2 separate regions of the Homo sapiens genome follow, and region 1 is linked to region 2. The links are chromatin loops, found by intact Hi-C in ENCODE. Cell type or tissue: HepG2. All regions are shown on one strand. Links, peaks and the distances in the headings refer to the core of each region. The heading gives the core; the rest is flanking DNA. Region 1 has its middle 100 kb from the start of LUZP4. Region 2 has its middle 66 kb from the start of PLS3.

Evidence for each region. Hi-C counts contacts between places; a loop is a spot of excess contacts. Peaks named below come from ENCODE experiments on the same cell type or tissue, not always from the same donor. Only the 100,000 strongest peaks of a DNase experiment are listed, where the experiment ranks them.
Region 1: it touches region 2 in a loop (2.5-fold over the local background); 3 of 110 quality-filtered maps call a loop at or near these places.

The regions. Positions count from the first base shown.
Region 1 is chrX:115,386,287-115,401,843 of GRCh38, forward strand. No RefSeq gene overlaps it. Among named protein-coding and RNA genes, the nearest start is that of LUZP4, 100 kb to the left of the region's middle. RefSeq lists an enhancer at 12,877-13,450. In HepG2, for the core only: no CTCF peak of the experiment used is centred there; DNase peaks (open chromatin) are centred at 5,875 and 7,175.
Region 2 is chrX:115,487,843-115,503,399 of GRCh38, forward strand. No RefSeq gene overlaps it. Among named protein-coding and RNA genes, the nearest start is that of PLS3, 66 kb to the right of the region's middle. In HepG2, for the core only: no CTCF peak of the experiment used is centred there; no DNase peak of the experiment used is centred there.

The sequences.
Region 1 (15,557 bases), core at 5,237-9,236, 100 kb before region 2:
TTTTATTGTGTGTGTGTGTGTGTGTGTGTGTGTGTGTGTGTGTGTGTGTGTGTGTGGAGATGGGGTATCACTATGTTACCCAGGCTAGTTCAAACTCCTGGCTTCAAGTGATCCTCCTGCCTCAGCCTCCCAAAGTGTTGGGATTACAGGCATGAGCCACCATGCCCAGCCCAGAAGTGTACTTTTTTAAAGAACGTTTTGGTGAAAGATGACTGAAAGTCTTTACGTGATAGTTGAATTTTGACTTGAAATTCTTTATAAAAAAATTAAAATGTAATAAATGCATGGATTATCAGTTATTTACTTACAAATAACTTTAAGGAGCAGATAGGTTTTCAATACTTTAATGACTTAGGATGTCATCAGTAAACACCCCGTTAAGAATTTGGTGTTTTTGGTCGGGCTCGGTGGCTCACGCCTGTAATCCCAGTACTTTAGGAGGCCGAGGTGGGTGGATCACGAGGTCAGGAGTTCGAGTCCAGCCTGACCAACATGGTGAAACTCTGTCTCAACTAAAAATACAAAAATTAGCTGGGCATGGTGGTGCGCACCTGTAATCCCAGCTACTCAGGAAGCTGAGGCAGGAGAATCACTTAAACCTGAGAGTCAGAGGTTGCAGTGAGCCAAGATTACGCCACTGCACTCCAGCCTGGGCAACACAGTGAGACTCTGTCAAAAAAAAAAAAAAAGAAAAAAGAATTCGGGTTTTTCCACTAAAGATACTACATGGAGAGCATGAGAGTACACTCACATTCTGGTGATGACAGGATGGCATACTCTTTGAAGATTTGGCTTCACCTAAATTTTTTAGAAGGTAAACTCACTTTACCTAGAAGTCAACATGGATGTTGATGGGTCATTTGTAATTTAAAAAGGGGGAATTCCTATGAAGGAAACAAAAATAAAACACCATTTAATGAAACAGGTGTTCCCTTGGGAAGGGTTGTAGGGGTTGGGCTGGGGAGTGAAATTTTATGTTTCAAAAAGCTCGATCAATCTGAAAGTGACTGACTCTATAAAGGCTTCGTTTAAGGGCCACAATAGAAAAGTAATAAAAACAAACAACTATCCCTAAAAGTACAAAACCATAAATTCTGTATCGGTGGGTCTATATTTTTCAAAAGAAGCAAAAAGAAATGGGTGAATTTTTGTTTCAGAATTTGTTATTTTAATTTTGGTTTGGTTTTTAACAGTAGTATGCACCCTAGAGACTAATTATCAGCCTTTCATTTCCTGGTCACAAATTACTTTCAGCTTCATTGTTGTATTAGTATCCATTTTGTGGTGTTTACTTCTGTTTTTTAACCATGAATACACATATTGGAGTAAGGATGTGTAACTGAGGATGTAAAGCAATTTGCTACATATGCAGCCAACATTTAAGTCATTTCAAGCCATTAAAGCTTATAAAAGCAAATTATTTGCCCTTTCTGGGTCCGCTAACAATAACCTTCACCAAAGTGGTTTTAGAGGAGCATAGTTACTGAATTAGATCCTGCTGAATTAGTAAGTTTCTACTCCCCCAAACAGTATTTAGTAAGTCAGCATATCTGTAATTTTTAAATTACTGCTCTTATAAACAAAGACAGAGACAACTGGAGGCCACAACTTAATAGCTCTCTAGACAGTTGCCTATTCCAGTTCATGGGTGATATCTTAATGAGGATTCTTTACATCATGTAACTGGATATAGGAGGAAAGAGGTGACAGTAGCAGAAGGTAGTGGCAAGGTCTTTTGTTTGTGTAATAGGAAGCCTGGACTCTGTCCCTCTAGTGAGAACCCCTGAATGGCATATCTAGCTTCAGAAAAGCTGGATCATCAGTGTTGACAATCAGAAATCCTATTTACATTAATACCATCAAGCCTCTTGAGAATAAAAAACAGATTACTTTTTGACTGACAGTAAGGTTCCTGTGACAAAGAGATCAAGATCCTTAAACAAAGCAATGGGACAATAGTCACCTTTATCTTAGGAAGCATGAGAGGTAATGCCAAGAATGAGTAGTGAGCCCAGAGTAGAATAGGTTTGAGGAAGCTAGGCACTATCACAGACATTGGATTTTTTGTTGGCAGGGAGAAATGTTTTCCAATAAGACCCAAGTGGCTTTTGTTCAGATGTCTATGGTAGCGGTTGGCAAACTTTTTCTGTAAATGGTCGTATAGTAAATATGTTGGGCTTTGTGTCTCAAGAGATAAAATTGAGGATATTATGTCGGTGTTCATATAACAAGAGAGAGAACAAATTTCCACATATTCAATGTTCAGTAATAGTGATTTGAGGCCAGATTTTATTTATTCAGAAAAATTTCAATCTCAGCCCTGAGCTTAAAAAAAAAAAACTCAGTAAAAATTTACCACTGCTAAGCCATTGAACTTCAGTGTCATAGGGCAAGTCAGATATTCAGTTTCTATTTCTGACAAAAATTCACAGAACTGTCGATGGCTAAGTCCAGGAGAGAATGTGAACTTCATCACTGACGCTACTGGTATAATAACACAGTAGATGCAAATATTTTCTGCAAAGTGCCTGCTGAAGCAATGAATAACCATAGGCTTTAATTAACGCACCATCAGTAAATGACTTTCTTTGCTTGCCTAATAAATGAGCCACTTGGAAATTTACTTTTGTGGCAGCCTCACTTCCTGTGAAGAAATTCTTCTGCGATAAGGTATTCCATTTTAAATGTTCTAATTTTTCTGACCATTGCTTTCCTGTGAGTTGGGGATATTAAGAGTGCTTAGTCTGGAATTGTTGACATATACCGTATTCTTTGGATATCCTGCAGCTGTAGTGTCATTGCACAATAAACACAATGCTCTGCCATATAATTAGACAACCAAATATCCAAACTCCAGTATGTCTTAACAATACAACAATCAGAACTGGGTGTTGTGGTGTGTGCCTGCTGTCCCAGCTACTCAGAAGGCTGAGGCAGCTCACTTGAGGCCGGAAGTTTGAGCCCAGCCTGGGCAACATAGCAAGACCTCCGTCTCTTTAAAAATACGTACAACAATCAAAGTCCACGTCATTTTTCTTTGAAAGGCTGTAGAATTATAGATGTGTCACTGCAATTTATAATGCACTGAGTAACAGTGTGAAGAGATGAGAGAGCCATATTTGGTCTCTGTTGCAACTATAGTGTATAACTTTTTTTTTTTTTGAGACAGAGACTCACTCCCTCACGTAGGCTGGAGTGCAGTGGCACAATCTCGGCTCACTGCAACTTCCATCTCCCGGGTTCAAGCGATTCTCGTGCCTCAGCCTCTTGAGTAGCTGGGCTTACAGGAGCGTGCCACCATGCCCAGCTAATTTTTGTAATTTTAGTAGAGACTGGGTTTTGTAATGTTGGCCAGGCTGGTCTCAAACTCCTGACCTCAAGTGATCTGCCTGCCTTGGCCTCCCAAAGTGCTGGTATTACAGGCCTGAGCCATCATGCCCGGCCCCAAGTATAACTTTTGACTCCCCAAAATCTTAACTACTAATAGCCAGCTGTTGAGCAGAAGCCTTACTGATAACATAAACAGTCAAATAACACATATTTTGAAAGTTATATGTACTATATACTGTATTCTTACAATAAAGTAAGCTAGAAATGAGAAAATGTTATTAAGAAAATTATAAGGAAGAGAAAATATAGTACTTTACTTATCGATACCTTAAGTTTACATCATCTGTTTACAAAATAAATTGTCAAAATAGTGGGCCACCTCCCTGTGCAGACCTCAATGTATGGTGCATATCAAGCAATTCAACTTTTTCTTGTAATGTCATGGCTTTCCTCTGCTTCTTATAGGAGCACTTCCAGCACCACTAGGGGCTTTTTGTATGGATCCCATGGTGTTATTCAAGGTTTACCGTATTGCACTAAACATGAAGAAAAATAAAGAGCTCCAGGACAGGTCACTTTTTACTGCACTCCGGGATATACCAGAGAGACAACAGCTCACACAGAGATGATTTGTGTCACATGACGTTTTAAGCAGATATTCAAAATATTTAACCTCACCACAATAGCAACAGGAGGTGGCTACAAAATCATTATGTAGCACAGAATGTATTACAGTTAATTTTATGCAGTTATGATTCATGTAATAAGTTTGTTTACATTTCTTTCAAATGGTGCCAGGTATGGTCTGTGTTTGTGTGCATTCATTTTGATAAATTTTATCTTTTTATAGTAATTTGTGTATATTTTATGGTTGTAAATGGTAACATAGACTATTATTTACATATATTTCATGCATTCATGACATACATTTTTCTTAATTTTTTTGATATTTCTAAACTAGGTGGTTTATCTGTGAGTTTTTCAAATCATCACAAATGTCAAAAAATTGTTCCAATATATTTATTGAAAGAAATCCATGTAACTGTGGACCCATGCAGTCCAAACCCATGTTGTTCAAAGGTCAACTGTACTTAACTCTGCTATCATAGCACAAAAACAACCAGAAATAATGCGTAAATGAATGACTGTGGCTATGTTCCAATAAAACTTTACTTACAGGCCCTGAAATTTGAATTTTATATAATTTTCACGAGTCATGAAATATTTTTCTTTTCTTTTTTTTTTTTTGAGACAGAGTCTCACTCTATCCCCAGGCTGGAGTGCAGTAGCGCGATCTCGGCTCACTGCAACCTCTGCCTCCTGGGTTCAAGCAATTCTGCGGCAGCCTCCCGAGTAGCTGGGACTACAGGCACGTGCCAGCATGCCCAGCTAATTTTTGTATTTTTAGTAGAGATGGGGTTTCACCATGTTGGCCAGGATGGTCTCAATCTCTTGACCTCGTGATCTGCCCACCTCGGCCTCCGAAATATATTTCTTCTTTTGATTTTTCTCATCCATTAAAAAATATTAAAAACCATTCCTACCAGAAGAAAACCTAGAGAAAAAGCTTCATGATATTGGAGTTGGTAGGTTTTATTGGATAAGAGATGAAAAGCACAGGCAACAAAAGCAGAAAATAGACAAATGAAACTACAATAAATTTAAGAAAGCTTTTGTGTATCAAAGGACACAATCAACAGAATGAAATATCAACCTACAGAATGAGAGAAAATATTTGCAAATCATGTATCTGAAATGGGGTTAATATTCAGAATTTTTAAAGAACTCCTACAACTCAACAACAGAAAAACCCAAATAAGCTAATTTAAAAAATGAGCAAAGGACATGAATATACATTTCTCCAAGGATGATATACAAATGGCCAGTAAGCATATGAAAATATGTATATTGCTAATCAGTAAATAATTGCAAATCAAATGAAATATCACCTCACACCTATTAGGATGGCTGCTACCACAAAAAATCAATAAAATAAAACATGTTGACAAGAATGTGGAGAAGTTGGGACTTTTGTGCACTATTGGTAGAATTGTAAAATGGCGCAACTTCTATGGAAAACAATATGGTGGTACCTCAAAAAATCAAAAATAGAACCACCATATGATCCAGCAGGCTTACTTCTGAATATATTCACAAAAGAATTGAAAGCAGGGCCTCAGAGAGATATTTCTATACCCATGTTCATAGCAGCATTATACACAACAGCCATGTGATAGAAACTACTCAGATGTCTATGGACCAATGAATGGATAAACAAAATGTAGTATATACATACAATGGAATATTGTTCAGCCTTAAAAAAGAAGATTCTATCATATGCTACAACAGGGATGAACCTCAATGACATTATGCTTAGTGAAATAAGTCAATCAAAAAATTGCAAGTACTGCATTATTCCACTGCAAATACTGCATTATTAAGTTATCTAAAGTATTCAGTCCTCTTAGAGACAAAAAGTGGAATGGCATTTGCCCAGAGCTAGAGGAAGGGGCAAACGAAGAATTGCTATTCAATAGGTGCAAAGTTTCAGTTTTGCAAGGTGAAAGAGTTTCCAGAGATCTGTTGTGCAACAATGTTTGTATAGTTAACACTACTAAACTTTAAAAATGGTTAAGATGGGCTGGGCACAGTGGCTCATGCCTATAATCCCAGCCCTTTGGGAGGCTGAGGTGGGCGAATGGCTTGAGCCCAGGTGTTGGTGACCAGCCAGGGCAACATGGAGAAACCCTGTCTCTACAAAAAAAAAAAAAAAGCAGGGTGTTGTAGTGCATGCCTGTGGTCCCAGCTACTCAGGAGATTGAGGTGGGAGGGTCATCTGGGCTTTGGGAGTTCGAGGCTGCAGTGAGCTATGATCATGCCACTGCATTCCAGCCTGGGCGACAGAGTGAGACCCTGTCTCAAAAACAAGATAATTGTTAAGATGGTAAATTTTATTTTTTTTAACCACAAAATAAATACAAGTTAGGGAAGGGATATTATTAAAAGAACAGTCTTGAATCTACTGTAAATTAGTTTTTAAGCAAATCATTCCCAAATTTTGAGATGTAAGTATATTTAGTAAAAAATGACTTGAGTCAATGCCTCACAAGTATTAAAATTCATAGAAACAGAAAGAATATTGGTTACCAAGGGCTGGAAGAAGAGAGAAAAGGGAATTGTTTAATGGGTGTGGTGTTTCAGTTTCACAAGATGAAAAAGTTGCAGAGATCTGTTGCACACCAATGTGAATATACTTAACACTACTGAACTGTACTCCTAAACATGGTTAAGGTGGTAAATTTTATGTCATTTTTTTAACCACAATTAAAAATAAACAAAGAAAACCTTCTTAGATTGCATGCCATACAAAAACAGACAGGGCACTGAACTTGGCGTGCAGGTTGTAGTTGCCAACTCTTCCTCTTTGGCCCAGCCTCAGGAAACTTCTCTTAGGTTCCATGCCTGAGAGTACTCTAAACTATAAGAACCACATCCACTTTTGGAGGATTCAATAAAACACCTGCAATACCAGTGGGTAGAAGTTTCTCTTTCCTCTTAGAAAAATTGGCAGTGGATGCAGTGGTGGAAAAACCAGCAGAGTTAGAATGGGAGATATTAAGGGACTGGATAATGGATGTGAGAATGTGTGGGCAATCATAGCAGAGAAGAAAGCGTGAATGGTGAGGAATTTGATAGCCTGTTTGAGGAAGAAGAGGAATATGGACATTGACAATCCACTGCTCACTTTTTACCCAGAGGATGGTGTCATTTTGGTGAGCAAGAGTTAATTCATTCAGTCACTGTGTAAACTTGGACAAGTCCATTCCTCTTACCTTATCTGTGAAAAGGAGGGTGGGAACATTCCTACTGCCCTCTCAGCTCTAAAAACCACAAGACTCTATCACCAAGCTGACAAAGTGCCAATGATTTTATCCTCTCATTTGTACAGCTTTTAAGGCAGGAGACTTTCTGTGTCTCCTATTGGGTAGATTTTATTCATTTACTCTAGCCAGTGTAGGTAAAAAACTAATTACAGTCTATGGAGTCCTGACTAACTCTATCCACAGCTGGGTCTTTTACTCAATACCTCAAGCCTCCCTTCCCCTGGGAACCTGAGGAAATAGTGCAAACAGGGAAGGGAATTAGGAACCATTGTTAACTCCAGTTTCTTTTCTTCTTTTTTATTTTTCTCGCTCTGTCGCCCAGGCTAGAGTGCAGTGGCTCGATCTTGGCTCACTGCAACCTCCACCTCCCAGGTTCAAGTGATTCTCCTGCCTCAGCTTCCTGAGTAGATGAGATTACAGGCTCCCACCACCATGCCTGGCTAATTTTTGTATTTTTTAAATAGAGACGGGGTTTCACCATGTTGGCTAGGCTGGTCTCGAACTCCTGACCTCAGGTGATCCCCCTGCCTCGGCCTCCCAAAGTGCTGGGATTACAGGCATGAGCCACCAGGCCCAGCCTTTAATTCCAGTTTCTTAGCCCCACAGCAGCTACCCCCTCCTGTTAAAAATCTCTGAAGTCTCTTCCAGTTCTTTAATAGGAATGGTTGGGGAAAGAGTCTTCTTTATGAAAAGAATGTAAATCCCAGTGCTTTTGTTTGTTTGTTTGTTTTGTTTTGTTTTGAGATGGAGTCTCACTCTGTTGCCCAGGCTGGAGTGCAGTGGCTCGATCTCAGCTCACTGCAGCCTCTGCCCCCGGGTTCGAGTGATTCTCCTGTCTCAGCCTCCCAAGTAGCTGGGATTACAGGCGTGTGCCACCACACCCAGCTAGTTTTTGTATTTTTAGTAGAGATGGGGTTTCACCTGTTGGCTAGGCTGATCTTGAACTCCTGGCCTCAAGTGATCCTTCCGCCTTGGCCTCCCAAAGTGCTGGGATTATAGGCGTGAGCCACCGCGCCTGGCCAAATCCCAGTGTTCATTTTAAAAAATCATCATTGTGTGTGACAGCGTTATCAAAAGCAACAGCAAAGTTCTTTTAGCTTTTTTTTTTTTAAATCCTCTCCTCCTTCATTAGGACTACCAAGGAAAAAGCAGGAATTTAAAGGGACTCATAACAGACCTTCCTCCTTCCAGTTGTTAACCAGGTTAATCGGATTCATTCCAGTTGTTAACTTCCTTCCTTCCAAAGAGGAAGAAGTGTCCTTTCTGTTGGCCTCTAGTGTGTTGGGGAAAGGGCCACGTGTTGGGAGGAGGGCCTTTATTAATGGGATCACTCCAGTAGCTGTCTCATTTGCTTTCCAGTTTGCAGCTGTCCCGTGATCTGATTATTTGAATCTCAGCCTCAGAACTGACTTGCCTTTGTTTCTGGTTCAAGAAAGCTCTAGTTAGAATGGGAAAGCTCAGCCACATTGTTCAAGTTAAACACATCGCAATGGCGAAACATGAACCTCAAGACTGCTGTATCGGGGTTAGAATTTTCAAAGTGAATGCCTTTGCCAGTGTTGTGCTTTTGTTTACTTCTGGGGCTGGTTGTGGTGTTAGCCTCACATTTGCTCAGCCATTTTCCTGGGGTGATTTACCATAACATTTGGTCCAATAAAAAGGAAATTAAATATCTATTGGCTACCTTTGTGCATTCATTGCCATGTTACAGTTGGAGCTATAATAATAATAATAAAATGTCTTGCAGGTGTAAGTTGTGATTAGTTATACAACACTTGCACATCATGTTCTTGTTTAACATAACAAACCCTGGGAGGTAAACAGAGTAAGAGTTTTATCCTCATTTTACTGATGATAAAACTGAGGCTCAGAAAGCTGAAGTGACTTGCCTAAGTTAGTGGTTAATTTGGAACTAAAACCTACCTGAAGATAATAGCTTTTTACAGAACATCACACTGCCTACCCTCTTTCAGAAAAGCAGAGAGGTTGCAATTTTACAAGGTTTAGACTCAGCCTGGAGGCAGGAGGAGTGGTTAAAATCATGAAACATTTTGGGAGGCCGAGGCAGGCGGATCACGAGGTCAGGAGATCAAGACCATCCTGGCTACCACAGTGAAACCCCGTCTCTACTAAAAATACAAAAAATTAGCCAGGCGTGGTGGCGGGCGCCTGTAGTCCCAGCTACTTTGGAGGCTGAGGCAGGAGAATGGTGTGAACCCGGGAGGCGGAGCTTGCAGTGAGCCAAGATAGCACCGCTGCACTCCAGCCTGGGTGACAGTGTGAGACTCCGTCGGAAAAAAACAAACAAAAAACAAAAAACAAACAAACAAAAAAATCATGAAATACTGAGGCACTGATTGGTGAAGAGCTGCTGCTTTGAGCCCTTTGAATGGATGCCAGTTGCATCAGCATGGAGGAGTCTTTCTGGGGGCTGCCCTGCTGCCTGTCTGCCAACAGGCTCCCATCCATGTGTCCAGATGACCAGAGCTGAGATAGCACCAGCTAGAGTGGAAACAGCACCCCTGGCAACAGGACCAGCACCTTAGTGTGCAAACTGTGTACTGAGCCCACAGCTGACCAGCATGCCCCTCAAGGACCTTCAGCTAGCCACTGATGAGAACTTCTGCCTCTCCAATATATCCTACTGCTTCTTAAATACTTTTAATATTATCCAAACATGTACAACTAAGTCGAAGCAACAGCAAAACTGTGAAATAGATCCCTATCATTTGTCTTTTCTCCACAGTGGGTGCCCTGCCCCTGAATGGGTGCCTGGTTCCTCAGGTTACCCCCTGCCCTAGTCTGTTAGAGGCCTTCACTTCAGAGTGATATCTGGGCTAGGTCTATTCAGGCTTTTCCTCCCTTCCTTTTACCATACCCACCTATCTAAGCTGTCAGAGCCTGACTTTTGAAAGTTTTAGTGACTAGTGACAGATAGTTGTGATGCTTAAAGATATAAAGTCTTAGCGACATCTTTACCTATGAAACTTTAGGCCCCATGGGGGATGGGACAGGATATATTTTTTGAGAGCTGGCTTTTCTGTTCTCAAGCCCTATCTTGTCATAAATATCTACAAAACTAGGTCATGGCTTACTGCAGCCTCAACCTCCTGGACTCAAGTAATCCTCCTATTTCAGCCTCCTGAATAGCTGGGACTATGGGCATATGCCACCACACCTGGCTAATTTTTAAATGTTTTGTGGAGATGGGGTTTTGCTATGCTATCCAGGATGGTCTCAAACTCCTGGTTTCAAGTGATCCTACTGCTTCGCCCTCCCAAAGTTCTGGGATGACAGATATGAGCCACTGTCTCCTGCTCTAAAATACATTTTTAATGTATGATCGCCTTCTATTCTACAGGAAAATAAGGAGCTATATTTAATACAAGAAATGTGTTTAGGAGGAGGGTATTTCTTTCAAAGGCATAACTCTGAAAATAAACATAAATGCCATATTTCGTGGTTAAGAGCACAGGCTTTCAACTCTTTTTTACAAATGGCAAGAAAATAATCCCAGCATTTTGGGATGCTGAGATGGGAGGATAGCTTGAGGCCAGGAGTTTGAAATCAGCCTGTTCAACATAGCAAGACCCTGTCTCTACAAAAACTGAAGAAAAAAAATAGGCGTGGTGGTGTGCACCTGCAGTCCAAGCTACTCTACTCAGGAGGCTAAAGTGGAAAGGATTGCTTGAGCCCAGGAGGTCAAAGCTGCAGTGTGCCATGATTGCACCACTGCACTGCAGCCTGGGTGCCTGGGTTACAGAGGAAGACACTGTTGAAAGAAAGAAAGAAAGAAAGAAAGAAAGAAAGAAAGAAAGAAAGAAAGAAAGAAAGAAAGAAAGAAAGAAAGAAAGAAGGAAGGAAAGGGGGAGGGAGGGAGGAAGGAAGAAAGGGCAAGAAAAGAGGGAGAAACTTATAGATTAAAAGAAACTTAAGAGATGACTTATCAACGAAACGCCATTATATGATGCAAACCTTTTCTGGATCATGATTCAAATAACCCAATGTGAAAAAAAAATGAGATAATTGGGGAAATATGACCATGGATTGGACAATTAATGATGTTAAGAAATAATGCATTTTAAAGGTATTATAGCTATTTTTTAAAGAGTCCATTTCTTTTGAAAATATATATTGAAATATTTACAATGAAATGACATGAAATCTTGAGTATGTGTGTGTGTGTGTGTGTGTGTGTGTGGTATATGCAACCAGTGTGTGTGTCCTATAAATAGCTTTGCAATATACAAGATGTCTACTGTTGTTTTGCAACTGAAGAGCTTGTCTAGGAAAGAGTTTGCAGTGGCAGCACAGGTGGAAACAGTAGTGAAGAATCAGACAGTTAATCCTGAGGAATAAGAAAAGCCTTGCTTCACGGGCAAAGATTTCATGATTAAAACATTAAAAGCAATTGTAACAAAAGCAAAAATGGACAAATGGAATCTAATTAAACTAAAGAGCTTCTGCACAGCAAAACAAACTACCATCAGAGTAAACAGAGAACCTGCAGAATGAGAGAAAAATTTTGCAATCTATCCATCTGACAAAGGGCTAATATCCAGATTCTACAAGGAACTTAAACAAACGTACAAGAAAAAAGCAAACAATTCCATTGAAAAGTGGGCAAACGACATGAACAGACACTTCTGAAAAGAAGACATTTATGCAGCCAGCAAACATATGAAAAAAAGCTCAACATCACTGAGCATTAGAGAAATGCAAATCAAAACCACAGTGAGACACCCTGCCATGCCAGTCAGAATAGCAATTGTTAAAAAGTCAAGAAGCAACAGATGCTGGCAAAGCTGTGGAGAAATAGGAATGCTTTTATACTGTTGGTGGGAATGTAAATTATTTCAGCCATTGTGGAAGACAGTATGGCAATTCCTCAAAGACCTAGAACCAGAATTACTATTTGACCCAGCAATCCCATTACTGGGTATATACCCAAAGGAATATACTTCATTCTATTATAAAGATATATGCACACATATGTTCATTGCAGCACTATTCATAATAGCAAAGACATGGGACCAACCCAAAGGCCCATCAGTGATAGACTGGGTAAAGAAAATGTGGTACATATACACCATGGAATACTATGCAGCCATAAAAAGAAATGAGATCATGTCCTTTGCAGGGACATGGATGGAGCTGGAAGCCATTATCCTCAGCAAAGTAATGCAGGAACAGAATACCAAACACAGCATGTTCTCACTTATAATTGGGAGCTGAACAAGGAGAACACATGGACACAGGGAGGGGAGCAACACACACTGGGGCCTGTCAGGGGTGGTGGGGAAGGGAGACCATAGGGATAAATAGCCAATGCACGTGGAGCTTAATACCTAGGCGATGGGTTGATAGGTGCAGCCAACCACCATGGCACACGTTTACCTGTGTAACAAATCTGCACGTCCTGCACATGTATCCTGGAACTTAAATTAAATTAAATTTTTAAAAACGGAAAAGCCTTGCTTCGCAGCACTAAGCCTTTAAAAGCATCCTTAGGAACAAAAGTAGCGTATTTCTTCTGTATCTGTTTTTTGTCCTCTCTCTACCACCTCCCACCCCACATTGCCCCATAGTGAATGTTAATAACCAATTAATTCTCCTCAGATTTCCTCAGAATACTGAGCGGGAAAAGTCTGGTTGCCACTGAAGCAGGAATACAGATCCCTTCCTTACATAGTCCTTATACCTGACATAGGAATGGAGAACTCTGTAGTCATACTTTAACTCTTTTAACAAACATTTACCAAATGTTCACTACATGCCAATAGTCTGCTAGACACTCACACGTTATCTCAGTGATCTGGTCCAGACCCGTTTTACATATGAGTAGACTGAGGTTTGGAGAGATTAAGCGGCTCACCCAGAATTACACACACTGCTAATGTAATCATGGGCCATCAATGCCTGTGGAGGCTCTGTGGTCTGTGAAGGGGAGAAAATTACAGAACAAAGAGGCCCTTCATGTTTAGGTTCAATACCAAGCCCATGCTGCACACAAAGGTTCAGAGCAAGTGAACAACATGGAGTCCACTGAGCTCCATTGTAAGGTAGAAGTGGACTACCAGATGGGACCTTTGCCAGCCCTGAGCCATTAAAGACTTCCTGAGCCCAGCCAATTTACCTGCTTTTCAATAAGATCTTTATTTGCCCTTCTATTCTTGTCTAAAGTTGTTGTCATTTCCTTTTCTGTCTGGCGACACTGAAAGCTGCCTTCAGGCAGTATGACCATGCTGGCCCCTTCTGCAACCCCCACCTCACCAAGAAACATATCTTAGGATTCCCTTTGTTTGACTTTTTTCTTCTTTTTTGAGCAGAAAGCATCTTATCTCTCACATTTCTAGAACTTTGGCTATTCAAATTCTTTATTGGATCCGCAAGCAGCTCAGGGTCGGGAGTAAATGGAAAGTGCTGTCCTAGCAGCTCTGGTTTCATTATTAAGCGGTTGCATTGGGAGACATATGGATTCACAGGACCAGAGCCTCTTAGAGCTGCCAAGCTCTCAGAAACTGTAGAATTGGGCCCAATCTGGGATGACTGCAACTTGGCTGCTAACAGTTCATTTGTTTGTTCGTTCATCCCTCCCTTCGTTCTTTTATTCCAGAAACACTTCTTAACTGCCTACTTGTGCCTTGCTCTCCCCGCCCAACTCAGGCGGCTGTTATCTTGAGGAAGGGGGTGAATGGACCAGTAAACAGAGGGTCACCATCCAGTGTGACTAGTTCTATGAAGGAGAGGCGGTGTCAGATAGTGGTTTAGAAAGTACAATTTAAAAATCACACAGTCCTGGTTTAAACTTCAGCCTTCATACTTATTTGTTGTGTGGTGGTGGATGAGCTATGAAACCTCCTCAGTTAATCCATAGTGGGGAGGTACCTGGTACTAGAGCAGCACAGATAGGCAGCAGAACATCTCTTTCTGACTAATGGGGATCCATAAAACCAGGAGCTAACATGGGAGAATTTTATCCTTAAAAACATCTTATCTTTGGCACGGTGGCGTGCACTTGTAATCCCAGCCACTCAGGAGGCTGAGGCAGGAGGATCTCTTGAACCAAGGAGTTGGAAGCTGCAGTGAGCTGTGATCATGTCACTGCACTCCAGCCTAGGCAAGAGGGCAAGACCTCATGTCTTTCTCTCTCTCTCTCTCTATCTCTCAGTGTGTGTGTGTGTGTGTGTGTGTGTGTGTGTGTGTGTGTGTGTGTGTGTATGTGGGCGCATATATATATATATCCTATGGCAAGGGCAGGCAACAGGCAGGTAGACGGCTGGGACAAGGGATGTTTGTTCATTGGGACGAGATGTCCACAGGGGCTCTAGTTCAGAGTCAGATCCATAATTTATAGAAGGATTTAGGGGGCAAGGCAGACTTCACTCCCAGAGGAAATATACGGCTGGCTTTATAGAATGAGAGTATAAATTAGGACTTGGAAACAACAGAACCCGGTAACCAGAATACAGGGGCCACACTAAACAGTACAGGAGCCCTGCTGACAATGCTGGGGTTGGCAGGCATGGCAGTCCTGAGAATGTGCCACTCAGATTTCTGCAGGGACAGTGACCAAGCTGCTGCTGTGCTCTGAAATCATCGCCTTGGCACTGAGGCCATGCTTCCTACGGCTGCTCCCCGTCATTGTGTGAGCACAGCAGGGAACCTAGACAGGCCTGTCCATGAGACACTGGATTCCTTTGACTGGTGACTGTCTCAAGGACTCCCTGGCAGCCTTGTTAAACTTTCCTTAGAACTACATGGTAGGCTAATACCCTCCATCCCCCACTCCTTCCTTCCTTCCTTCTTTCTCTCTCTCTCTCCTTCACTCAGGGTGAGACTTGCATTGCATTGCAATGAATGCTGGTGGCTCTCCTAGATTTTCCTAGCTCCCTCCCCATTTTCCATCATATGGATTGCCTCTAATAAATTTCTTGTGTTTTTAACCCTATCACTTTGTCTGCTTCTTGGAGAGCCTGGACTAACACAGAGGGTCACTTACAGGTGTGGTTTAAGGGACCCCAGCTTAAAGGTTAGTGAGTTGAAATAACAAAGATTTCATAGGACATTTAGTGCAACGGTTTCACATTTCATTCCATGAAGAATGTAGATTCACTGGGGAGGCCTTAGGGGCCAGCCACAATGCCACTCTCTAGGAATACAGTAATGAACAAGATGAGCAAGATACCCTTACAGATTTTGCCAGGAAAGACGGCAGAGTAAGCAAGTAATTAAGAAAATATTTCCATTAGTTTTTTAAAATTTAGAAGCTAGTAATATAGTTCAAATCCCTTACATATCTTACAAGTCTTCATGATCTAGCCCATACCTTTTTATCTCCTT
Region 2 (15,557 bases), core at 5,084-9,083:
TGTCTTGCAATTTTAACAATGAAACCATATGAAAGGTCTGTATAGCTTCATGCTCTGTTGAAATCTGCAATGTGATTATTCCATTTCCTCAAGTTTCCCCTTCTTGAGGTCCTGTATATATATGTTTTTATGAAAAATAAGTAAAAAGCATATATTAATAACTAAATATCAAACAGTATGCAATTTTGATAAGTTATATATATCCTAAATCTTAATTGGAAACTTTGGGACATATGGTAGCAATTTTAAGTGATCACAGGATTATTTATTAAATGACTGATATAATAACAATGCACTAAATGGCATTTTACTTGATCGAAAGCTGAAAGCACTCTCAAACTGTCTGACTTTAGCTGTGTTCACATAAAGCAACAATAAGTCATCCAAAGTTTGATCATTTTGACAGACAGTTAAATAGCACCATTCTGCCTTGAAACACCTTCTCACTCTCTGACTGCTCCTCTTCTCCCCTCTTCTATGGCTCTTTCTTTCTCCTCTCACTCCTGACTGTAGATACTCCCCCCAGAGTTCTGTCGTTACACTCTGGGATGAACGTGGATTTGGGAAGGCCAGAGGGAAGACTGTACTGGGCTGAATGATGGTCCCCCCAAAAGACATGTCCTCGTCCTAATCCTCAGAACTTGTGAATATTACCTCATATGGCAAAAAAGTGAAAATTATATGATCAAAAAAAGTAACTAAATTAAATGTCTTAAGAGGAAGATCTTATCCTGAATTATCTGGTGGACCCTAAATGCAATCACACGTACCTTTATAATATAGAAGTGAAAAGAATTTTGAGACAGAAAAGGAGGAAACAGATTGGAGTGATGTGGTCACAAGCCAAAGAACTTCTGGAGCCACCATAAGCTGGAAGAGACAGAGAAAGGATCTTCCCCTAGTACCTTTGGAGAGAGAACCCCTGTCAACACCTTGATTTTGGACCTCTGGCATCTGGAACTGTAAGAAAACAAGTTCCTGTTGTTTTAAACCATCAAGTTTGTTACAATTTGTTATAGCAGCCATAGGGAACTGCCTTTATGATTTCTGTGAACTAATTCTCTTGCTCAATGAGTCATAGCCTATGGATCCTAAATCTCCAATAACTAGTAGAATTATTGCAAAGAGTCTTTGGATCCTTATATGAAACAAGCCTGATGTTAGATCGTATACATTTATCTTGCATATAGATCTACTATTATATTTTTTCAAGCATGTCTATATATTATGTTTAATAGGATATTAATTCATAAAGTATTAGTAAACTCATACTAGCTTTTTGTCATTAACCAACTTCTCCAATAATAGATATTGAGAGTAGTATTATTATGTAAGCTTATAAGCACAATTTTATATTTTTATAATTTTTATTGTGATAAACATAACATTTACTATTTAAACTATTTTTAAAGTACAATTCAATGGCATCAAGTAAATTCACAGTGTAGTGCAACCATCAATACTGTGTAGGTCCAGAATGTTTTCATCACTCCCAAAGGAAACTCCATACCTATTAATCAGTCACTCCCCAATAACCCCTCCTCCAGTCACTAGTAATTACATATCCGCTTTTTCTCTCTCTGGATTTGCCTATTCTGGAAATTTCATATAAATTTGATTATTCAACATGTGTTCTTGGTATCTGGCTTCTTTCATTTAGCATAATGTTTTCAGGGTTCATCCATGCTATAGCATGTATCAGTACTTCATTCCTTTTCATGGCTGAATAAAATTTCATTTTATAAATATATCACATTTTGTTTATCCATCGATATGGTTTAGCTCTGTGTCCCCATCCAAATCTCATGTTGAATTGTAATCCTCATGTGTCAGGGGAGGGGCATGGTGGGAGGTGATTGGATAATGAAGGCAGATTTCCCTCTTGCTGTTCTCAGGATAGTGAATGAGTTCTCATGAGATCTGATGGTTTTGTAAATGTTTGCTTAATGATATTTTTATGAATAATACTAGTTTTATTTCTATATAATATTACATTATAAAGGTATATCACAATTTATTTTACGAATCTTCTATTGTTGAACATGTATGGTGTTTCTGGTTTTTTTTGCTACTATGAAAAATACTGTAGTGAATATAACTGAACACATTATTTTTAAAGGATCTCTTTATAATATCAAATATGTAAAAAATGAGACGACTGGGAATACACACACAAAAGACTGATGTTGGATCTTCAACTCACACCAGATACAATAATTAGCTCTAAGTGGATTTTAAAAAAAGAACTAGAACATATAGCTTTTAAAAGAAAACAGAGGTAAAACTAGATAACTTTGGATTTGGCAATGGTTTCTTAGATATGACACTAGGAGTTCAAGCAAAAGAAGAAAAAATAAACAAACTTGATTTCATAAAATTAAAAACTTTTATACATCAAAGGACACTATCAAGAGAGTAAAAAGACAATCCGTAGAATGGGGGGAAATATTTGGAAATCGTATATCTGATTAAGATCCTGTATCTAGAATACATAAAGACCTCCTACAATTCAACAACGAAAAGAAAAATAACCCAATTAAAAATAGGCAAAAAACTTGAATGGACTTTTTTCTTCTTTTTTTTTTCAGTGTAATTCCTTTTTAAAAAAATTATTTCAATAGTTTTTGGAGAACAGGTATGTTTGGTTACATGGATTAGTTCTTTAGTGGTGGTTTCTGAGATTTTGGTGCACCCATCACCTGAGCAGTGTACACTGCATCCAATGTATAGTCTTGTATCCCTTCTCCCCACTCCAACCCCTCCCCCTGAGTCCCCAGAGTCCCCGAATGGACATTTCTCCAAATAAAATATACAAATGGCCAACAAGTACATGAAAAGATATAAGCTTAAACTGATTAAAATATAGTATGTGCATATATATAACTGTATAGGCATAGAGAAAATCTTGTGGGATGTACAGCAAGGAGTTATTAATTTTGGCTATATATGGTGGTGGTGGTGTGTGTGCTTTTTATTGTCTTCTTTTTGTTTATATGTGTTTTAAAAATTTTTTATAAAATGAACACTGTTTTTGTAATTTTTCAAAAAGTTACTGTCTTACTAGTAATGTGTGATCTTCATTTTTTTAGGGATCAGAAACCATTGTTCTAGTCTGTTTAAGCCTCATTCCAACCTGTTCTATCCTGTGTTAGCTGACTGCCCTGTGCTTGGCATCTTGCCTATCTACTCTCTAATTTCTCTTTAATACTTCTCAGTATAGCAGGCTACACTTTTATGTCAAGTCATTCTACCACATAGCTCTTGTTCATTGAATTGATCCACCAAAGGAGGTATAGGAGCAGGGACATGACTGATGCAGTGACAACTCCCCAGCCTAGACGAGCCCTAATTTCTATTCTAACTCTGCAGTTAAGTTGATCAGAAGATTAGTCTTTTTTTCTAAGCACACTTTCAAAAAACTGTGTAATTGTGACTAGTAACTAATGGAGGCATTGTGGAAACTTGCATATGCCAAGAGTCAAGAACAAAGATGAGAGCTAAATGCCCAACATCTTTGTTTCTGGTTAAGACTGACTTATGGAATGCAATATATGTAGTAGCAGCAGTTGCTCTCTAACCCAGCAAACTTCTGTTCATGTTATTTTTATGAGGGCCGATTATGAAATTTTATTATTGGATCTGCTCACCCTTAAACAGTTCTACTCAAATCTTTGGATATAGCATGCTGGTCTGCAACCAACATTTAGTTATTTTTCTCCTTTTTTTGTATTTAATGGATTCCGGGAGTTCTGATCTCTTGCCAGTGCTTTCTTTGTGATTTCGTCCAATGACTGTCAGGCAGACACAAAGTCAATTTCTCAGAATCGATTTTTCTCTATCACAATCTCTTGCTCTATAGCTATCTATCTCTCTCTCTCTCTCTCTCTCTCTCTCTCCTTTCCCTCCCTTCCCCCGTCTCTCCCTCTCTCCTTTCCCTCCCTCTCTTAAAAAGGTCTTATTAATAGCATGGGCTTAGAAATTCCACAGTGTGTAATATTTCTTCATTAATGAATATTTGTTTGTCTGAAATGAGATCTTTACTATTTGAACTCATCACTAGGATGAAACTCAGTGAAAGAAATCAGCCATTTGCATCCATTTGACCTCTTTTTCATTTTTTTTCCATCTGGATTGCCACAGAGTTCTTCTTCCTGTTATTTTCATCTGTCTGAATATTAGTCACAACATTTCTAGTTCCTTTCTAGCTTAAGCTCTTTTCAGCCAGTATCCAGTTAAATCATTTGAAGTAAGCAAGATCATCTTTGATATCTGATCCTAATTGAACTCAAACTTTGTGTACAGATTATACTCTTCATTCAAAAGGCTTCAGATTCCCAGAAATCCACAAACTTTTGGGAGTTTTAGCTCAAGAACCATTTTTCAGTGTGTTTTACCCTTTGATCTTTCTTCTATGCCTGCTCGACAAACATAGACATAATATCTTAAGTCCCTGTGGACATTTTCCCCTGAAATTGTATTTCTTTCTCTCTTAGAAAAAAATCGAATTCTTTTTGTTGAGTTCCAGTGAGTTTGGCAATTGTTGGTGCTAATAAATCATAAATAGGAAGCCTGGTTCTCCTAAGAACAGAAAATAGTTTGTCAAATGACTGTGGAAAAATACCCAGGGCATTATTCCATAAACTTTATTAGATTCAAGAGGAGAATCATTTTTCTCCATATACTCCAATCTTGCCTATGTAGAAGAGTCACCTTGCCAGTGAATTATACCATTTAATTCAGGTAGAAGGAGATGCCATGACAGGAACATGACTGAAGAGAATCTTATGTATGTGACTGTCTTTCAGTCTTCACCTTACAAGATTACATCCACCTCCTTGAAACAATGCTCCCTTGATTTCTTTGATATAACCATTTGCAGTTTTCTGGCTCCGTTGTTGCTTCCTCCATCATTGATCAAACTTTAAATGCTGGAGTTCCTCAGGATATGGTTTTTTTCTCCCTAGATGATTTCATTCATTTCCAAGGTTTCAGCTATGCGCCAGTGAAACCATCCTAGATTTTTATACTGAGCCCAAAACCTGCCTACCATAGGTATTTCATAGGCACCAAAAATTCAACAGGGCAAACAGTGTATCCAAGATTTACATTACTTCCCCCAAATTCCTGTTTCCCCTTTAGTGCTTTGCATTTCAGTGAAAAGCACTGCTATACACCCAGTTAATCAAGTCAGAAAATCAAGAGTCATCTCCAACATTACACTCTCTCTTCTGATTAATTACTCACTAAGCCCTATTGATTCTACCACTGACATATCTGTCCACATCTCTCCTTCTCTGTTGCCAGGATTCTAGGGCAAGCCAACAGATATCACCTCTGCCTCTAGCTTGCACCTTGCCCAGCCTTCCATTCCAATTTGCACACTGTAAACATCAGGACCATTTAGCCACGTAAACCAGATTGTGTCACTCCTGAACATGAAAACCATTCAGTGATTTCCTGTTGCTCCTAGTGTAAAGCCCAAACTCCTGCCCTTACTCACTCTTCTTGTACTACTCTGGCCTTCCTTTACATCCTCCAACATGCCCAGTTCCTTACCATCTTGGTTCCTCTGCACATGCTGCTCTACTTGGAATAGCCTTCAAGACCCTGTTCCCCCACCAAAGGCTTAATATTCAAATAAATAAATAAATATCTCTAGAACTGATACTACATGAACTATGGATGGTAGCATTTAGGAAATTCTTTGGTTCATCAAACAGGAAACACATCAAACAGAAAACACATACATGTCCTATAGAAGGTTCTTCTTCCTGTTCGGCATGCCTACCTTAGAATCAATTAATATAATCAAAGTTTGTCTGTTGTTCTTGTTCATGCAGCAGTACTCTCTTCTATATGGGGAAATGCATAACTTAAAAGAGATGTTTTGCAGTGTCTGCATATTATGCTAAAAATGAAAATTTTATTCTGTCATCATGTAGACGTAAATCCAGATTTTTGACTTTATGTTTCCATTTTTATCCAAATATTTTTAGCTATCTGCACACATTATCTGTTTTATTAAGCTGCTCACTTAGTTTCAGGAATCGTTAAAATATGATACTTATAAGTAGAACTAGATTCCTGTGTATCTAAGCCATCTGTTGAGGTTAAAGATGAAATAATTATTTTAATAATAACATCTGGATGATAAGATTTCTCAAACAAAATTATATTTATTGGCAAGACAGGGCATCAGAAAAGGTTAACAGTAAGATTACATTTGAATTGGATGGTTGTTGCTCAGTAATTTTCTTTTTCCTATATTATTTACATTTTATACATGTATTTAAAAAGATAAATTGCCTTTGCTTTATGTTTGACTATATGTCTTTTCCCAGTAACACAAAAAGGATATTGCCAATGGGAAATGTTAAAACAATGCCCCATCTCAGACCGATTTTATCCCTAGATTACTCAGAGTTTAAAATAAATAAGAGGCAAATTGTCCTAGGCATGTAACCGGATACTGTCCAAGGCCTGTCTCCTACTATAACAGATGTGCTTTCAATGGCCCTTTATTGCTCTTCTTATCCTCCTCTTGTTCTGTTGTCCCCTAGAGTCAACAGCTGTGACTACTGTTTGGTCTCTATAGCACTCAGATTCCTTTTTCCTTTAGTCTTTCAGCAATCTCATTTTCCTAATATATTCGTGTTACTGCTATTGACTGTGCTACAGTATATGTTGCAGTAGCTGTTAGACTCTGAAATTCTATTTAATCTAGTTTTGTTACAAATAACTCCTAAATTTGGTAGATTATACTGAAGCCAACACTTTCTGGGCATGGCCAAAACAACCTGGCTCTCCATGTCATTCTGTAAAACTCTGAAGCTTTAGTTGGGAATGAACCAGGACACCAAAGTAAAGCAGATGTCTTAAGCCTACCCTAGGCCAAACATACATTCTCCACCCAAACATTCATCCCTCGCTATTTAAAAAAAAACTATTTATTGAACAATTACTTCGTGCAAGGCTTTATACATGGAAATAGAGATACCAAGATTATTAAGATACAGTCCTTGTCCTTAAGACTTAGAAATCTGCTGAGCACAGTGGCTCATGCCTGTGATGCTAGCACTTTGGGAGGCCAAGGCAGGAGGATTGCTTGAGCCCAGGAGTTCAAGACCAGCATGAGCAATATACTGGGATTCCATCTCTACAAAAAGTTAAAAAATTAGCCTGGCATGGTGGCACATACCTGTGGTCCCAGCTACTTGGGAGGTTGAGGTGTGAGGATCACTTGAGCCTGGGAGGTGGAGGTTGCAGTGAGAGCCATGATCATGCCACGGCACTCCAGCTGGGTGACAGAGTGAGACCCTGTCTCAGAAAAAAAAAAAAAAAAAAAAAAGACTTAAGAGTCTTAAAATAGAGACAGACTCAAAAACAATTACCATAAAATATGGTAAATAAGGCTGACAGAGGCCAGCCACAGTGGCTCAGGCCTTTCATCCCAGCACTTTGGGAAGCCGAGGCTGGCAGATCACTTGAGGCCAGGAATTTGAGACCAGCCTGGCAAACATGGCGAAAACCTGTCTCCGCTAAAAATACAAAAATTAGCCCGGTATGGTTGCGCACGCCTGTAGTCCCTTCTACTCCAGAGGCTGAGGCGTAAAAATTGCTTGAACCTGGGAGGCAGGGATTGCAGTGAGCCGAGATCGTGCCACTGTACCCCAGCCTGGGTGACAGAGCAAGACTACATCTCTCAAAAAAAAAAAAAAAAGCATGAAAGAGAACTGTGGATCAAAATAAGGCACTTTAGGGTCAGAAACCTTCCCAGAGGAAGAGATATCTAAGTGGAAATCTAAAAGATATGCAGGAATTAACTTCACTGAACACTAGAAAATAGATATCTCAATTAAGAAGTGCAGTGTTTACAAAGGCACAAAACCTTGAAGTAACATGGCTTACTGAGTAAACGATCAGTACTCCCTCATGGCTAGAATGTATGATTCAAGGATAGAGTGAGGGGCACAGTAAAAGAAGCCTGTGGAGGAGTGCAGGGGCAAGTCAACTAGGCTAAGAAGCACGCACTTTATCATTTAGGGCAATGGGGATCCACAAAAAAGTTTTAAGTAGGGGCATGATACAATCAGAATACAGCCTTAGATGGCTCACCTTGGTGGCAGTATGGAAAATAGATAGGAAAGGGTCAAGACTTCCGTCAAAATGATCCAGATGCAAGATAAGGGTAAACTAAGGCATTGGTAGAGGGACTGGAGAGGGGCTGGCATATTAGAGACAATTAGAAGGTTGAATTGCCAGTACATGTAATAATACAGTTATGATACAATGTGGGAAGTGCTATAATAATGGTAAATACAAAATACTGTCTAGAAGAGAAAGCAAACTTTTTTTTTGTCTGAAAGAGTTGGGGAGATGAGTTTTGGTTATCCTAGGCAGAAGAAACAACATATGTGAGAGCACAGGTGAGTGAAAGTAATTGTGTGTCCAGTGAATGGCACGAGTGGTGTGTGTTGTGAGTGTATGTATGTGTGTGTATGTTTAGCAACAGAGCACTTTTCCCAACTAAATCTTTCTCCAAACCTCGATATTTAAAATAGACAGAAGTGGTGGACCACTTTTGGCAAAATGTTTCACTGGCAGAACTCTGGAGCATCCTGCCCTGTGAGTTTCTGTGGAGCTTAGTTGATAACCTGCTGGGGTAGAACCTTATTTGCTTAAGCCCAAATCACTAAGCTAGGCTAAAAGTGGATTATTAGACTACTTAAGGAGAAATTAAATTAGCTGCCTCTTACAAGTTTTCTTGATCCATTGCTCCCTCAATCTAAGCTGTGTGCCATGTACTAGCTAAAGCACTGCAAAGAGCTTTATTCAACCTCTGCAATTAAGGGGAAACTGAGAAACCAATTCCTTTGTCCATAGGGCCAGTTGCATTTTAGCAATCCCCCATACCCCTTCATCAGTCTTTTACACTTTAGTATTAACATAAGTAAATGAGTATCTTATCCCAAGGACATATGCAATGTATGCATATTGAGTTCTAGGTTTAATACATGAGTTCCGAGGTCCCCATCTCACGCTGTCTCAACAATGACTCTCAAAACCACGTTAATGTATCTTGGTGGGGGTCAGGAGGGATAATGCCTTCCTCCATACTCCAGTTTCCTGCTTTTTACATTATTCTGTTCTTTGGGTTCATGTTCTTCAACCTGGGTGCACATACTCCCAAGGCACCCTCAGACTTAAAGAGATACATAGGTAGGTATTGTTTGAGTGTCTTTTTGTTTTTAACAATTTTCCAGATTTTTAACTTCCATGTGTACTCTTTCCTAAATTTGCTTTGTGTGAGAACATACCTGATGGTTCTACTTTCCCACTTCCTTTCTCCCACTTTACAAAATAAAGGCACATCTCTAACTCATCTCAAGGCTTACCTTGGTGCCTGGCCCCAAAACGAAAACTTCTTGAGCACCGAAAGGGATCATTGGAAATATTGATGCTGATATTGAGAAATGTGTGAGCACAAGTACTGAGTGCATCACTTTAATGATGGGATAACAAATACTTTTATAAAGGCAAGTCGTTTCCAATGCCTTGCTTTCAACAAAATCAGAGGAGAATCTAACCAAGTTGTCATTTGCTAGATCATTACACAGATAGATTATATTATGATCTATCATAAAAATTATGATAGATATAATGTAATCTTTGGCATATATTTAGGAAAGTGCTTAATTGAATGATATTATTTTAACTAAACTTTCATTCTTATCTCATTTACATGAACAAGATTTCTCAACATCTTAAGTATACTAAAAATATTGAACTTGTTCTCATTCTAACAATAAGTAACATTGATCCACAGATATATGAACTACTTTAAAAAATCCCCTTCCATCACATTAAGAGATACATTCCCAATAATATTCTATTTTATGTTTATTAACTATAAGGTTTTATAATATATTTATGTTACTCTAACCAGTCATGTGCTAATGATTATAAAAAACAAAAAAGTCCCAAAGACTCTAAGCCTTACAGTCACAGGAATAAAATTTTTTTACAATGTAAATTTACATGTTTTATGGTAGGAATTGGGATGTGATAACAAAAGATATTCTAAACAAAAATATATTACATTAGGATACAATTCTGTGGTGTGAATAGAATCAAAATATAAGTTCAAGAGATAAAAGTATGATATAAAATTTCTGGCTGTGCTGGGCGCAGTGGCTCACGCCTGTAATCCCAGCACTTTGGGAGGCCAAGGCGGGCAGATCATCTGAGGTCAGGAGTTCAAAACCAACCTGGCCAACATGGAAAACCCCGTCTCTACTAAAAATGCAAAAATTAGCTGGGTGGGGTGGTACACACCTGTAATCCCAGCTACTCAGGAGGCTGAGGCAGGAGAATTGCTTGAACCTGGAAAGCGGCGGTTGCAGTGAGCCGAGATCATGCCACTGCACTCCAGCCTGGGTGACAGAGTGAAACTCTGTCTCAAAAAAAAAAAAAAAAAAAATCTGGCTGTGCAAAAGGAGTATCTTTCTCAGGTGCAGTGGCTCATGCCTATAATCTCAACCACTTTGGGAAGCCAAGGAAGGAGGATTGTTTGAGTACAGGAGTTTGAGACCAGGTTGGGCAATATAGTGAGATCCCATCTCTACAAAAAATAAAAATAAAATTTAGCCAGGCACAGTGGTGTGTGCCTATGGTCCCAGCTACTCAGGAGACTGAGGTGAGAGGATCACTTGAGCCTGGGAGGTTGACGCTGCCATAAGCCGTGATGGCACCACTGCACTCCAGCCTGGATGACAGAGTGAGACTCTGTCTCAAAAAAAAAAAAAAAAAAAAAAGAAAAGAAAAAGAAAAAGAAAAGAAAAGGAGTATCTTCATGTATCTTTTACATGGATAATGGTGGATATCAAACTGCTATGGTGCTATGGTAATTGGTCCCACTTATATTTTTTAAAATGATGCAACAGTTTTATTCTCAAACATCAATATTTGCAATATGCCAGAAATTACATCACTTGAAATATTTAAGCTTTCATAAATCCCTCCATAGTTGTTAGATGTCAACTTTAAGATATGTTATAGAGTCCAGGTATGGTATGGTAGCTTATTCCTGTAATTCCAGAATTTTGGGGGGTCAAGGTGGGAGGATTGCTTGAGGCCAAGAGTTCCAGACCAGCCTGGGCAACATAGCAAGACCCCATCTCTATTTTTTAAAAAGAAGAAAAAAGATATCTATGGAGCATAGAGTTTTTCCAAAATTCCTTTAGAGGTTATGCAAGTAAAAATATGTGAAGACCACGGTTTAGGATAGAGAATTCACTAAGGGCTGTTTTAACCTACCTCCATCTTCAGGGGTTCCTGTTCCCAAGAAGTGCCAAGGGTGAAGCAAACTGTAGCTATTGTGTCACTAATTTGTTCCCTTTTCAGGCCAGAAACAGGACCTCTTCCTATGCCAGACACAAGACCTTTCTTCCCACTAACTTTTTGTGTCTCTACTTTTAACCTCTGTGGCCACTTGTGCTTTCACTTTCCTTTAGCTCTCCCTGCTTCCCCTTTCCTAACTCAAACTTTCAACAGGGCTTCTCTTCTTCCTTTGCCTGAGTACAAATATGCCTTTAATTGAATATGATGAATTCACAACAGCTATAAATTGAAATTTTCAGAAGCCAAAAGAGGGAGGCTTCAAGTTACAGTCTCTGGAAACATTTACAGCTAAGGGCTCACAGCTGCCCCTCTTCCCCAGAGAATTGCCCTGGTCTAATAGGAGCTGCCCATCAAGGAGGATACACCCCGGTCTGGAAGCACTCCCTAGCCAGAAACCTGATAAGAGCTTTAAAAGGCTGGTCTCTTGACACCAGAGGGAACAACATTGCTGTGCGGTTTATGCTCAAGAACCATCTGCCATGGATCAAGTCAGTGTGAGCCTGTCCTTCCCAGTTCTAAAATCAAGCACACCCTTCTCCTCCTTGTTGATATGTTCTATCAGACATCTTTCCCCCAAACAGACCAGTTCTGGATACATTGAAAATCTGTAGACATAGATACGTCCTCCCAATGCCAGTCCCTATGATATCTGATAGTACCTGCTGTCTTAGAGAACTCTAGCAACTCTGTTGCCTTCTGCCCAGTACGAACTTCCCGCTGCTTTTGCTCCATGTGTTTGAATAAATGAATAGATGAATGAATGCATCACCAGCAATGGCTTGTTCTCTATGTTCCGTGGCTTCAAGGCTGTGATCAGGTTGTGAAGAGCTAACAGAGTTCTTATGTTTTGTAGAGATGTTGCTTCACCATGTTGGCTAGGCTGGTCTCGAACTCCGGCCTCACGTGATCTGTCCCCCTTGGCCTCCCAAAGTGCTGGGATTACAGAGGTGTGCCACGACGCCTGGCTGAGATTTTTTTCTTTGACCCATGTGTTATTTAGAAGTATATTTTTAATCTCCAAGTATTTGGGGATTTTCCGGTTATTGCTTTCAAGCATATTCCATTGTGGTCTGGGAGCGGGCATTGTATGAGTTCTATTCTTTGGTATTTGTTAAGGTGTGTTTTAGGGTCCAGAATACAGTCTATCTTGGTGAGTGTTGCATGTGAGGTTGAGAAGAATGTGTGTTCTGCAATTGGATGAAGTTATCTGGAAATTTCAATTATATCCAGTTTAATGATGGTGCTGTTGAGTTCAACTATGTCCTTACTGATCTTCTGCCTGCTGCACCTGTCCATTTCTGATAGGGGAGTGTTGAAGACTCCAACTATAATAGTGGATTCATCTATCTCTCTTTTCAGTTCTATTGGGTTTTGCTCTGTTGTCAGGAGCATACACGTCAAGAATTATTATGTATTCAGGAAGAACTAACCCCTTCATCATTATGTAATGCCCCTCTTTATCCCTGATAACTTTCCCTGCTCCAAAATAGCTTCGTCTGAAATTAATGTAACTACTGCCACTTTCTTTTTATTAGTGTTAGCACATTATATCTTTCTCCATCCATTTACTTTTAATCTTATGTGTTTATATTTAAAGTGGGCTTCTTGTAGACAACATGCTACTGGGTCTTGGTTTTATGGGGGGGCTTTTTTTTTTTTTGACAGAGTTTTGCTCTTGTCTCCCAGGCTGGGGTGCAATGGCATGACCTCAGCTCACTGCAACCTCTGCCTCCCGGGTTCAAGAGATTCTCCTGCCTCAGCCTCCTGAGTAGCTGGGATTACAGGTGCCCACCACCATGCCCAATTAATTTTTATATTTTTAGTAGAGATGGGTTTTCATCATGTTGGCCACTTATATCAAACTCCTGACCTCAGGTGGTCCACCCACCTCGGCCTCCTAAAGTGCTGGGATTACAGGCATGAGCCACCGTGCCCAGCCAGCTTTTGTTTTTTTGATCCACTCTGAAAATCTGTCTTTTAATTGGCACATTTAGACCACTGACATTCAAAGTGATTATTGATATAATTGGGTTAATATCTACCATATTCGGTGGGATGCAGTGGCTCACGCCTACAGTCCCAACATTTTAGGAGGCCAAGGCGGGTGGATCACTTGAAGTCAGGAGTTTGAGATCAGCCTGGTCAACATGGTGAAACCCCATCTTTAATAAAATTACAAAAATTAGCCAGGCATGGTGGTGCATGCCTGTAATCATAGCTACTTGGGAGACTGAGGCAGGAGAATCGCTTAAACCCGGGAGATGGAGGTTGCAGTGAGCCGAGATCACTCCACTGCTCTCCAACCTGAGTGATGAAGTAAGACTCTGTCTCAAAACAAACAAAACAGAACAAAACAAAACAAAACAACGAGAAAAAAAATCTAACATATTCATTACTGTTCTCTATTTGTTGCTCTTGTTATTTGTTCCTGTTTTTGGCTTTTCATTCTTTTTCTCTTTTGTGGTTTTAATTGATATTTTATGTGATTCCATTTTTCTCTTCCTTTTAGCATGTCGGTCATAATTCTTTATTTTTTTAACTTTTTGTATTGGTTGCCTTAGAGTTTGCAATATACATTTACAACTAATCTAATTCCATTTTCAAATATCACTATACCACTTCACAGGTAGTGCAAATGCCTTATAATAACAAACAATTTTAATTATTTCATCTTGTCTCTTGTGTCTTTGCTGTCATTCATTTCACTTATATATAAGAATATGTAAGCATATATATATACACACACACATAAGCACACATAATCAAATATATTGTTGCTATTATTATTTTGAACTATTAGACCAACTAGGAATAAGAAAAATAAAAGTATTTGTATTACCTTCACTTATTCATTCTCCAGTGCTCTTCCTTTTTTCTGTAGATCTGAGTTGCTAACCTATAACACTTTCCTTCTTTCTGAGACACTTCTTTTAATATTTCTTGCATGACAGGTCTATTGGCAACAATGACCCTCACATTTTGTCTGAAGAATGTCTTTAGTTATCCTTCACTTTTGGAGGATATTTTTTTTCCTTCTGTTAGAAAGTTATTGAAGGATAATTTTGCAGTGTACTGAATTCTAGGTTGGCGAGTTTTTCTCTTAACACTTTAAACAATTCACTCCACTCCACTCTCTTCTTGCTTGCATGGTTTCTGAGGGGAAGCTGGATGTAATTCTTATTTTTGCTTTTCTATAGGTAATGTAGTTTTTTCCCCTCTGGCTTCATTCAAGATTTTTTCTTTATCTTTGATTCTTTGAAGTTTGAACTATGATATGCCCAGGTGTCTTTTTTTGGTATTTACTATGCTTGCTGTTCTCTGAATTTCTTGGATCTACAGTCTGATGTCTGACATTAATTTGGGGAAATTTTCAGTCATCATTGCTTCTAATATTTCTTCTGTTCATTTCTTTCTTCTCCTTCTAGTATTCCCATGATTACATCTTTTGTATTTGTCTCACAGTTCGTGGATATTCTGTTCCACTACTTTGAGTCTTTTTTTGCCTTTGATTTTCAGTTTGAAAAGTTTTTGTTGTCATATCCTCAAGCTCAGAGATCCTTTCCTCAGCCACATCCAGTCTACTAATAAGCCCATGAAAGGCATTCTTCATTTCGATTCCAATGTTTTTAACTCCTAGCATTTCTTTTTATTCTTTCTTAGAATTTCCATCTCTCTGCATTTCTTTTGATTCTTTCTTAGAATTTCCATCTCTCTACTTACATTATCTATCTGTTCTTTGATGTTGTCTACTTTTTTCATTAAAGGCTTTAGCACATTAATCATAGTTTTTTTTAAATTCTCGGTCTGATAATTCCAACATTCTTGCCATATCTGAATCTGGTTCTAGTGCTTGCCCTGTCTTTTCAAATTGTATTTTTTGGTTTTTCATATGCCTTGTAATTCTTTCTTGGTCGTGGACATGATGAGGTGAGAGAAAGGAACTGCTGTAAATAGACCTCTAGTAATGTAGTGGTAAGGTGTGAGGCAGGGCAAGCATTCTATAGCCCTATAGTCATATCTCAGCCTTTTAGTGAGCCTGTGTCCCTGCACTGTGTACTTTACAAATGCTTCTCAGTCCTCCGTGCCTCCAAATATGGTAAAACACGATGGCTACAGTGGGCTGGCATTGGGTATTTCCCTTCTCCCAGGTCACTTAA